Linked DNA regions of Homo sapiens: region 1 is linked to region 2. The links are chromatin contacts, found by Hi-C or POLR2A ChIA-PET in ENCODE. All regions are on one chromosome and are shown on one strand. Each heading gives the region's core, a stretch centred on a gene start or an enhancer-like site at or near the end of the contact. The rest is flanking DNA. Distances are from core to core; before and after follow the strand shown. Region 1 overlaps NAV2 (neuron navigator 2). Region 2 overlaps NAV2 (neuron navigator 2).

What was found. Hi-C counts contacts between places; a loop is a spot of excess contacts on that map. ChIA-PET counts read pairs that join two places held with the same protein, here RNA polymerase II (POLR2A). Pooled maps may share reads with other maps.
Region 1: a map of PC-3 shows a loop between it and region 2 (2.9-fold over the local background). The contact joins two enhancer-like sites. A Hi-C loop is called at or near these places in 21 of 168 maps with a recorded cell type or tissue (GM12878, K562, MCF 10A and 15 more), 9 of 37 single-sample maps with no recorded cell type and 23 of 50 pooled maps. POLR2A ChIA-PET finds 5 or more read pairs at or near these places in 3 of 52 experiments (H1, PC-3 and WTC11).

Annotation. Positions count from the first base shown.
Region 1 is chr11:19,827,734-19,831,920 of GRCh38, forward strand. The region is part of intron 1 of NAV2 (neuron navigator 2); the gene reads left to right. Among named protein-coding and RNA genes, the nearest start is that of MIR4694, 70 kb to the left of the region's middle. Within about 2 kb of position 1,523, at least 5 of the 41 ENCODE cell types and tissues checked have a DNase peak (open chromatin) inside an H3K27ac peak, as active enhancers do.
Region 2 is chr11:19,900,367-19,904,846 of GRCh38, forward strand. All of the region lies in intron 6 of NAV2 (neuron navigator 2), which reads left to right. Among named protein-coding and RNA genes, the nearest start is that of NAV2-AS3, 79 kb to the right of the region's middle. Within about 2 kb of position 2,890, at least 2 of the 41 ENCODE cell types and tissues checked have a DNase peak (open chromatin) inside an H3K27ac peak, as active enhancers do.

The DNA of each region.
Region 1 (4,187 bases), core at 273-2,772, 74 kb before region 2:
TTTAAGAAGTTTAAAAACAGGCATGCTTAATTAGCATAATACTGAATGACAGCCAATCACAAACTGAATTTTTAAAGTGGGAAGTGTTTGCTCCTGGTGTGGTGCACCGGCCTGTAATCTGGGAATCCCAGCATTCTGCGAGCCCACGCCCAGGCCTAGGAGGGAGGATCCTTTGTTCTATGAGTTTCACAAGCCTAGGTAGTAGAGCGGAATCCCGTCTCTACCAAGGGGAGGAAGGGGAGGGTGGGGAGGGAATCAACAATGAGCTGGGCGTGATGGCACCATCTGTAGTCCCAGCTACTCGGGAGGCTGAAGCAGGATGATCATTTGAGTCAGGGAAGCTGGCTGAGTTCGAAGCTGCAGTGAGCTTTGATTACCCCACTGCACCCCAGCCTGGGAGACAGAGTGAGACCTTGACTCTTAAAAACAATTTTTTAAGGGGGGGATGGTATAAAATAGATATAAAATTTACCATTTTAACCATTTTTCACATATACAATTTAGTGGCATTATGTACATTCATGTAACAAATGGTATATAACCATCACCATTATTTATCTCCAGAACTTTTTCAACATCCCAAACCAAAACTCTGTACCCATAAAACTTCCCTTTCCTCCCTCTGCCCAGACCCTTTTAACCCCTATTCTACTTCGTCTCTATGAATTTGATTCTTGTAGGTACCTCTGTAAGTGGAAACATGCAATATTGTCCTTTTGTATCTGGCTTATTTCACTTAGAATTACGTTTTCAAGGTTCATTCATGTTGTAACATGTTTCAGAATTTCATTCCTTTTTCAGGCTGGAGTGCAATGATGCATGACGGCTCACTGCAGCCTTGACCTACAGGGCTCAGGTGATCCCCCCACGTCAGCCTCCTCAGTAGCTGTGACTATGGGCACGTGCCATCACACCCGGCTAATTTTTTGTGTTTTTTGTAGGGAGGGGGTTTCACCACATTGCCCAGGATGGTCTTGAACTCCTGGGCTCAAGTTTGCCTTTAATTCAGTGGGAAGTGGGGAGCCATTGATGATTTTTTGAACGGGTAATTAGATTAGAGCTGCGCCCTAGGAAAGTTCGTTTGGCATTGGTGTGTAGGTAAATCAAAGTTGAGAGAAGAGCTCTTGTTTCAGAATGAGAAGTTCACTTTGGCAGAGCCGTTTCCAACCACTCTATCCTGTAGAAGTTCTTGTGAGTGTACCTGATACTTGTGTGGCCTCACCGTGGCTCTATAATCGCAGTGTGTGTGTATGTGCACTTGTTGAAATAAGTTTAACCTTGGCTTCTTGCTGTGTTGTGCAAACTCACAAAGAAACCTAGTTGTAGAGACAGTATGTCTATTTTAAAGAACCTTAATCATCTAAGAAGGGATGAGCTGAGGCACAGCATCTCATCCCACTCAGCTGTGCCCTTGTTGATGTTCACTTCTCACTCAGCTGATGTTTTAGGTGCACGTGGCTTTAAACTGTAAACTTCATGGTCCCTCCCACGTGGCTGAGGAAATCCCTCCAGGGTTTGAGAGAGCAGTGTGGTGCATCCCCTAGTTAGGGAAGGAAGCCTTGCTTTATATACCAGCCTGGCCGGTTTCTGACTTGTTTTTCTTTGACACTGTGCCATACTTTGTTATTCCAGGTAGGGGATATTCCAGACTCTTGAAATTTGGCTGTGAGAAGGGGAAGAAATCCTTGAGTCATTTGTATCCTGGAGATTCAGGGTGGAGGCTGTGGCCGATTTTGTTATGTCCATTTCACGAAGCTGTTAATAAAATTTTTTATTACTAACTTTTATTTACTGAACACTTAGCATGTGCCAGATTCTGTGACCTTTGTATGTATGAGCTCATTTCATCTTCATAATACCAATGATGTAGGTATCATTATCTTGCAAATGACAACACTTAGGCCAGAGGGCACAGAGGGAATTGATAGCATAGAAGCTAAGATTAAAGCAACTCTGTCAGTTCCAGAGCACGCCTCTTTATTACCCTTCTCCCCAATTGCCTTCACTTCCTGAGCCCCAGCATGGATCAGGACAGGCACTTCCATATAGTCCCACTCTGAGTCTTCACATCGACCTTCTGAAGCAGGCCTTATTGTACTCATTTTACAGGTGAGTAAACTGAAGCCCAGAAAAGTAGAGTCACTTATCCAAAGGCATTCAGATAGCAAGGGAAAGATCTAGGTTTGGGTTTTGATTACTTTTAAAATCTGGGACCGGGTGCGGTGGCTCACGCCTGTAATCCTAGCACTTTGGGAGGCTGAGGTGGGCAGATCACAAGGCCAGGAATTAGAGACCAGCCTGGCCAACATGGTGAAGCCTCATCTCTACTAAAAATACAAAAATTAGCCAAGCGTGGTGGCATGCACCTGTAATCCCAGCTACTTGGGAGGCTGAAGCAGGAGAATTTCTTGAACCCGGGAGGCGGAGGTTGCAGTGAGCCGAGATCACGCCACTGCACTCCAGGCTGGGTGACAGAACGAGACTCTGTCTTGGGAAAAAATAAATAAAAATAAAATAAGATAAATTCTTTCACTGAGAACATAATAGAGGCATGAACCTAGAGTCAGTAGGAGGATGCCACGGAAGGGATGAATAACTCGATTAACATTCACATTTGTATTCAGAGAGGCATTGCAGGATGTCAAAGGGATTGTAAAATAGGTTAGTCTGGGCTCAAATCCTGGCTCTGCCACTTATTTGTGACCTTGGACAGGTTACTTTACCTTTCTGCTCTTCAGTTTTCTCCTCTGAAAAGTGGACACAATAATAACCTCTGCCACATAGAATGAAGATTGAATGAGTTAACGTGTGTAAAATGTTTATGTCAGTGCCTGGCATGTAGTAGGCACTGTATGTTAGTTGGATTTATTAAGCTCCTTCTCTGCATAAGGCACTCTTTCAAAAGTGCTCTTGTAGGTACTTGGCATACGTCATTAAACAAAACATACCCAAATCCCTACTCTTGTGGAGCCTACAGAACCGGGACCTGAACCCATGTCTGCTTCTTTTCCTTTTAATGTTTATTTTCCTTCCTCTCTCCCTCTTAATAATTTTCTTTAATGATCTTTTAAATTTCAAGTTGGCTATTGTCATTACAAAGGTGATGGGGTCTACTTCCTGAGCCTTCTTTGTGCTTATAAAATTGAAAATACTCTTGCTTTACTGGATCGTTGGTCTCTGACAACTGGAGAGTCACGGGGAAGGAGACTAGCATGGATTTAAGGATTGGATCCTTGGGCTGTGTTGTGAAATAGAAGGTCACTGTGGGTGCACCTTTGCAGTGGAAGACAGAGCTTCTAGGTGGGTGGGTGGTGGACAGGTGCTACAGCTCTCATCTCTTCAGGAACCAGAAGATGCAGCTCCACCTCATCACTTCCTGGTATGAGGCCCTCATGGTCCCCAGGTGGAGTAGCCAGAGATGCTACCTCCTTAGAAGGTCTCTGCTTGGCAAACCTGACCCCGGCTCCTGTTCCCATTCCAGGAGTGTTGCGGGGGGGGGGGGGGCGCGATGGGGAGTGGGGGGGGATGACCATTGTGTGGGATTACACTGGGAAAGGCATTTGGAAGAACAGGATGGAGGGTGAGGATGAGACCATATGCTGCTCTGGGAGTCACATGGATCCTCGGAGCAGGCCTACTGGTTGAGGTAGAATGATCACCTTCATCATTTTGGTGGAGACATCATGGGATTAGTACTTGAGCCTGTTGTCACTAACCAGTTGAGGCAGGACATTCTCCTTTTGACCAATCATTTGTTCCTATCCATTTGAAAAAAAGAGGTGCTGATACCCTAAGGCCTACATGTTCACATATACACTCTTCTGCAAACTCACAAGTCCATGCATGGAACTTGGCACTCAAAATCAGAAGGTTTTTTGTTTTGTTTTTGGCTTTGATGGCTGGGGAGAAAATTTTCAGGCAAGAGTTTTCTTGTGCTTGTTGGCCTGTTTCGAAAGAAAATATTCTTCTTTCCTGACCATTCTGTGACCAGGAAGAGCAGGTCAGATATGTTCCCCAAGGGGGTCTGTTCTCCTGATTCCATGGGTCAGCCAGTCTTTGCCTTCTAAAATGCTGCACACAACAGTGTTGTGTTTAAATATGTTGGAATTTGCTTGGTTTTGTTCACAGAATCCCAACAGTGAAAATGATGCCTGGCTTTTAAATTAAACCGATTAAATTTGAGATTA
Region 2 (4,480 bases), core at 1,640-4,139:
CGTGAAGGCAGACCACTGTGTTTGAGTATTGGCTCTGCCGCTTCCCAGAAGTATGGCTCTGGCCAAATGTCATGGTCACCAATGCATCTGCTCAGGATGACCCTCAAAAGACCATCACAGGCCATGCTTAGCACCATTCTAGTGCTGTACCCCTGCATTCCCAGGTAACAGCTCAGGTGTGAGGGAATAAGACTTGAATAGGGCAGGTGCACAAGTCCATCCAGCTTAAAAGTCACATACCCCAAGGGAGTATGTAACAGCCCCATAAGTATAAATTCTAGGGTTCCCACAAGGATTAGGCCCAATCAATTGTCATAGAACTCAGAGAAGCTCAAAATGATGGTGTCCTCAGGAAGTATTTATACCTCATTTATGGTTTTTCCCATCCAGATGTGTCATTTTTACCATAAGCAATGTGCTTAGTAATATAGTGGGCATTCTATCTTTATCACATTTCCAGGGGAACAGTTAGCAAGTTAACCCAAGGTCAAATTCTCGTCCAAAAGAGGAAAGGGTTTTGTTAATCCTTTTCCAACAGCAAGTTATCTTACCTCTCAGAGATTCAGTTGATTTATCTTTGAAGTGGCAACAGGCTTCTATAGCCCTAATGTTGGGAGAAAGTTAGATGTGAAGCATTCTTTCTCATTTTTTGCATAATCCAATTAAAACTCTAGACTGTTGTCTCTCAAGGTGTGATTCATGAGCCATCTCATCATCCCTTGAGGTAATTGCTAAAAAGACAAATCCCCAGGCATTACAAACTGAGTCCTTCTAATTCATATTTTTGAATAAAAGCCTAGAAGTTTACATTTCACACCCATGAGATCTTAAGGCACTGGAGCTTGAGAACCCTAGTTTTAGCAGGACTTCTTGGTTACCTTTAAAAGAGAACACTGCCTGCCGGGCATGATGACTCACGCCTGTAATCCCAGCACTTTGGGAGGCTGAGGCAGGAGGATTACTTGAGGTCTGGAGTTTGAGACCAGCCTGGTCAACAGAGCAAAACCCTGTCTCTAATAAAAATACAAAAATTAGCTGGGTGTGGTGGCGTACGCCTGTAGTCCCAGTTAAGTGGGAGGCTGAGGCAGGAGAATCGCTTGAACCTGGGAAGCAGAGGTTGCAGTGAGCCGAGATCACACCACTGCACTTCCTCCTAGGCAACAGAGCGAGAAAAGAGAACACTCCCTTTTAATTGCCCTTTAATTCTCAACAACTACTTTGTAGTACATTGTTATGGGGAATGGAGGTAATATAGTAAGACACCCAGACAAATGCCTAGCACATAGCAGGAGATTAATAAATGGGGAATCATTTAAATGTATGTATACATTTTGTCATATACATATTGAAATTTATTCTCAGAACCAGCAACTTACACTGGGTAGACTTAACTACTTGCATAGGTCTTATTTTCTTTTGGCTTTGTGCTATTGCCTCACTAACCTTTAGCAAAGTTCTTTCTTGCATTTTTCATTTTTACATTTTCATTGCTGTCTTGTTTCTGCTAAGCTAACAGATTCTTCCTTAGACTGGCAATATTAAAAAGAAAGTGTCCCTTTGAGGTCTAAATAGGGAAGCAGAGGGAATACAAGACAAAGAGGTGCTCTGAGGGAGAAGTTGGCTCACCTTGCCCTAGCTGGAGAATCATCTTTTAGCTCTTTGTCTCCTTGGCACTTGCAGAGCTTGGTGGTACTTTATGTGGAGGAGAGCACTGTCCTGTTCAGAGGAAGGGCGAGCACTATTAAAGCTGCCTAGAGAGGCACCTGAGTGACGTGCCCAACTGCCCTTACTCCACCCTAGCTTTTGTCCTTAACCTCAAGCATTACAGTCAAACATCAAGGTGAAAGAAATTGTATCCAGTGCAGTCTTTTGCCCCCTTTGGGAGTCATTTTCTTGATCTACTGTGTAATTTAAAAGAGCCTTCAGAAGAGGAGACACAAAAATCCCTCTAATGTGTGAAACTAATAACCTTTAATGCTGAAGCCATCCTTTTTTCACAGAGAAGAAGAATGCCACCATGTTTGTTTGTCTCTAAATATGGATACATTTCAAAACCAATGTGTGAACTTATGGTTCTGCTATATATCCTTTCTCTAAAATACAATAAACCTGGCTTTTTGTAACAAGGAGTAGAGAAAAAGAGAAAATATATCATTTGGAAAGATGAAAGATCTATTTGATTAGTCTTGTCTCAGGAATTGAAAATGACTAGTTGATGTTCATCCGATCTTCAGATGATAAATCTCAGCATTTCTCTTGCTTCCATCTGTTACGTGGAAACTATCACACATACATGAATTCAGTTTCATTTCAAGGATCATTGGGAGGGAGAAGTATTTACCTTTCTGGGTGCTCTCATAATAGTCATTTTTATCAAGCTCTCATCTGTAGTCAGGACTTAGTTCGGTCATCCCTTAGTTTAAGGTCCGCTTTAAAAGTTTATGTCCTCCAAGTTTAGGTATTTGACAGTGTTCAACAGCATGAGAAGATACATATATTTTGGGATAAATGAAACTAACATTTCTGTGAGCATATGTAGCCCATGTTCACAATGTGAAGTGCAAGCATGGAGTGCTGAGGAGAGAGACCCTGAACAGTAAAGCCTGGCAGCTCATGTAGCTGCAACTACTTACTGAGGAGTTTCTTGTGAATGTGCACTTGGCTGCCTCTCTGGGCCGAGGACATGACATCCTCAGGCTTCAGTGACTCTCGCAAATAAAGTGCTTGTTTCTTAGCTGCAGCTTGCCTTTGTGATTCCATCAACGTGTGCATTTCATTAGGGTACCAGTGTGTAGCCCACGTGCCAGGGAGCCGTCTTCTCCTGATGAAGGTGTCGGGGTTGCAATGAGAATATTTGAGACAATGGTCATGGTATATCTACTTGGTGGTGAGAGTGACACATGGGCCATTTGCAGGTGTCACACCCTGTGGACGAATGGTCATGCTACACGGTGGTTTGTGCCAAGGCCTCATGGACACAGTTCACATTCTTAGTGTCCTAGGAGCTCCTGCCATGATTCCTTAGCAGTGGTTATGCTTGTTTTTATGATGGCAAGGCTCCCCAAACTTTGTGGACAATGCACAGATAACAACTGCTGATGGAAATCAATGGCCTGGCCTGCTTCCTTCATAAGAGCAAAGGTAAAGGCAGCCTCTTAACATCTAATGCTCCCTTTGCCTTTTTCAGAGTTGGAGAATCACAGCATTTTTCTGAAATGTGGAGTGGGAAATCTAAATGTGGAGTGGGGAAGCTATAATTACATAGCTTGGAAAAAGAAAAGTTTAAGAAAAAAAAAAAAAAGTCCTTTGGCTCCAGGACAGCCTAGGACTGTAAGTCACTGCTGCCCCCTACTGCCCAAGTTTTGTGTGTGTTTCCTAGAGGATCCTTGGTTTCTAGCCTGGCATTCTCAGGCACTGTGCTTGGGAGGATAATAACTTGCAGACTGTCTAAATGCTTTCTTCCAGACAGGGCCTCCCCACATTTGTTTCCTCAATTTAGGAGAATGTATGTGAAATGGAGAAAACCCACAGTGTGGGTGTGATCAGGTTCATGTGGCCTAGTGGAAAGACTTTCTCTTGAGTGGTGAGGAACTGACAGCAGGCCTGAGCTAAAATTGGTCTTCACAAAGCCGTCCACCCACTCACTTGGGCAGGCAGCCAGCTGGTGGATTCAAGGATCAGGTTTAGCCCTAAGGAGAAGGATTTTTGAAGGCACTAGTTGATTTTTGCTGCAAAAAGGTTATGCTAGATTTGGTTCCATTTTTAAGAGGCAAATAATTCTAAACCAGACTGTATAGTGTGGAATAAATGATTCTCTCCCTTATTTATTATACATTCATGTACTTGGAATTCAGTCCTTCATATATTCATGTGTCTGAGGTTATTTATTGAATGTCTTCTATGTACCAAGCATTATGCCAGTCACTGAGTATTCAAAAGTGAAAAAGCAGATTATTTCTGCCTGCATGGAACTTAAAGTCTGATGGAAGAGACAGTAAACAAATGCAAACAGTATCATTACATTTTGTGGTAACTGGTCTTATAAAAAAAAAAGAGGGGTACTATGAATGAACTTAATTCTCTGGATTAGGTAGAAACTTAATTCTCTGGACTAGGTACAACCTCTTCAGGGTGAGACCCATAGCCAAAGTTTGCAGGGTCCATTGTGCCCATGATCCCCATTCTCCCACACAATGGTTGGAAATAAAGGATGTTTTTGAAAACAGTTTTATGGACAGAAACCAGTTCCCTTGCACAAATGAAGATCTATATCCTGAACTAGCTTTTTTCTTCTCTCTCTGGACATAGGGAGTAAAAGTAAAAAAAAAATACAGGGAGGCAAACTTTGGCTCCATATGTATATTGTGAAAAGAACTTTTCACATTTGTCTTCTCACAGTTGAATAGGCTCTCTTGAGAGTAGTGAGTTCCCTGACCCCAGAGGTATTCAAATAGAGGCTGGAATATCACTTGCTAGGGAT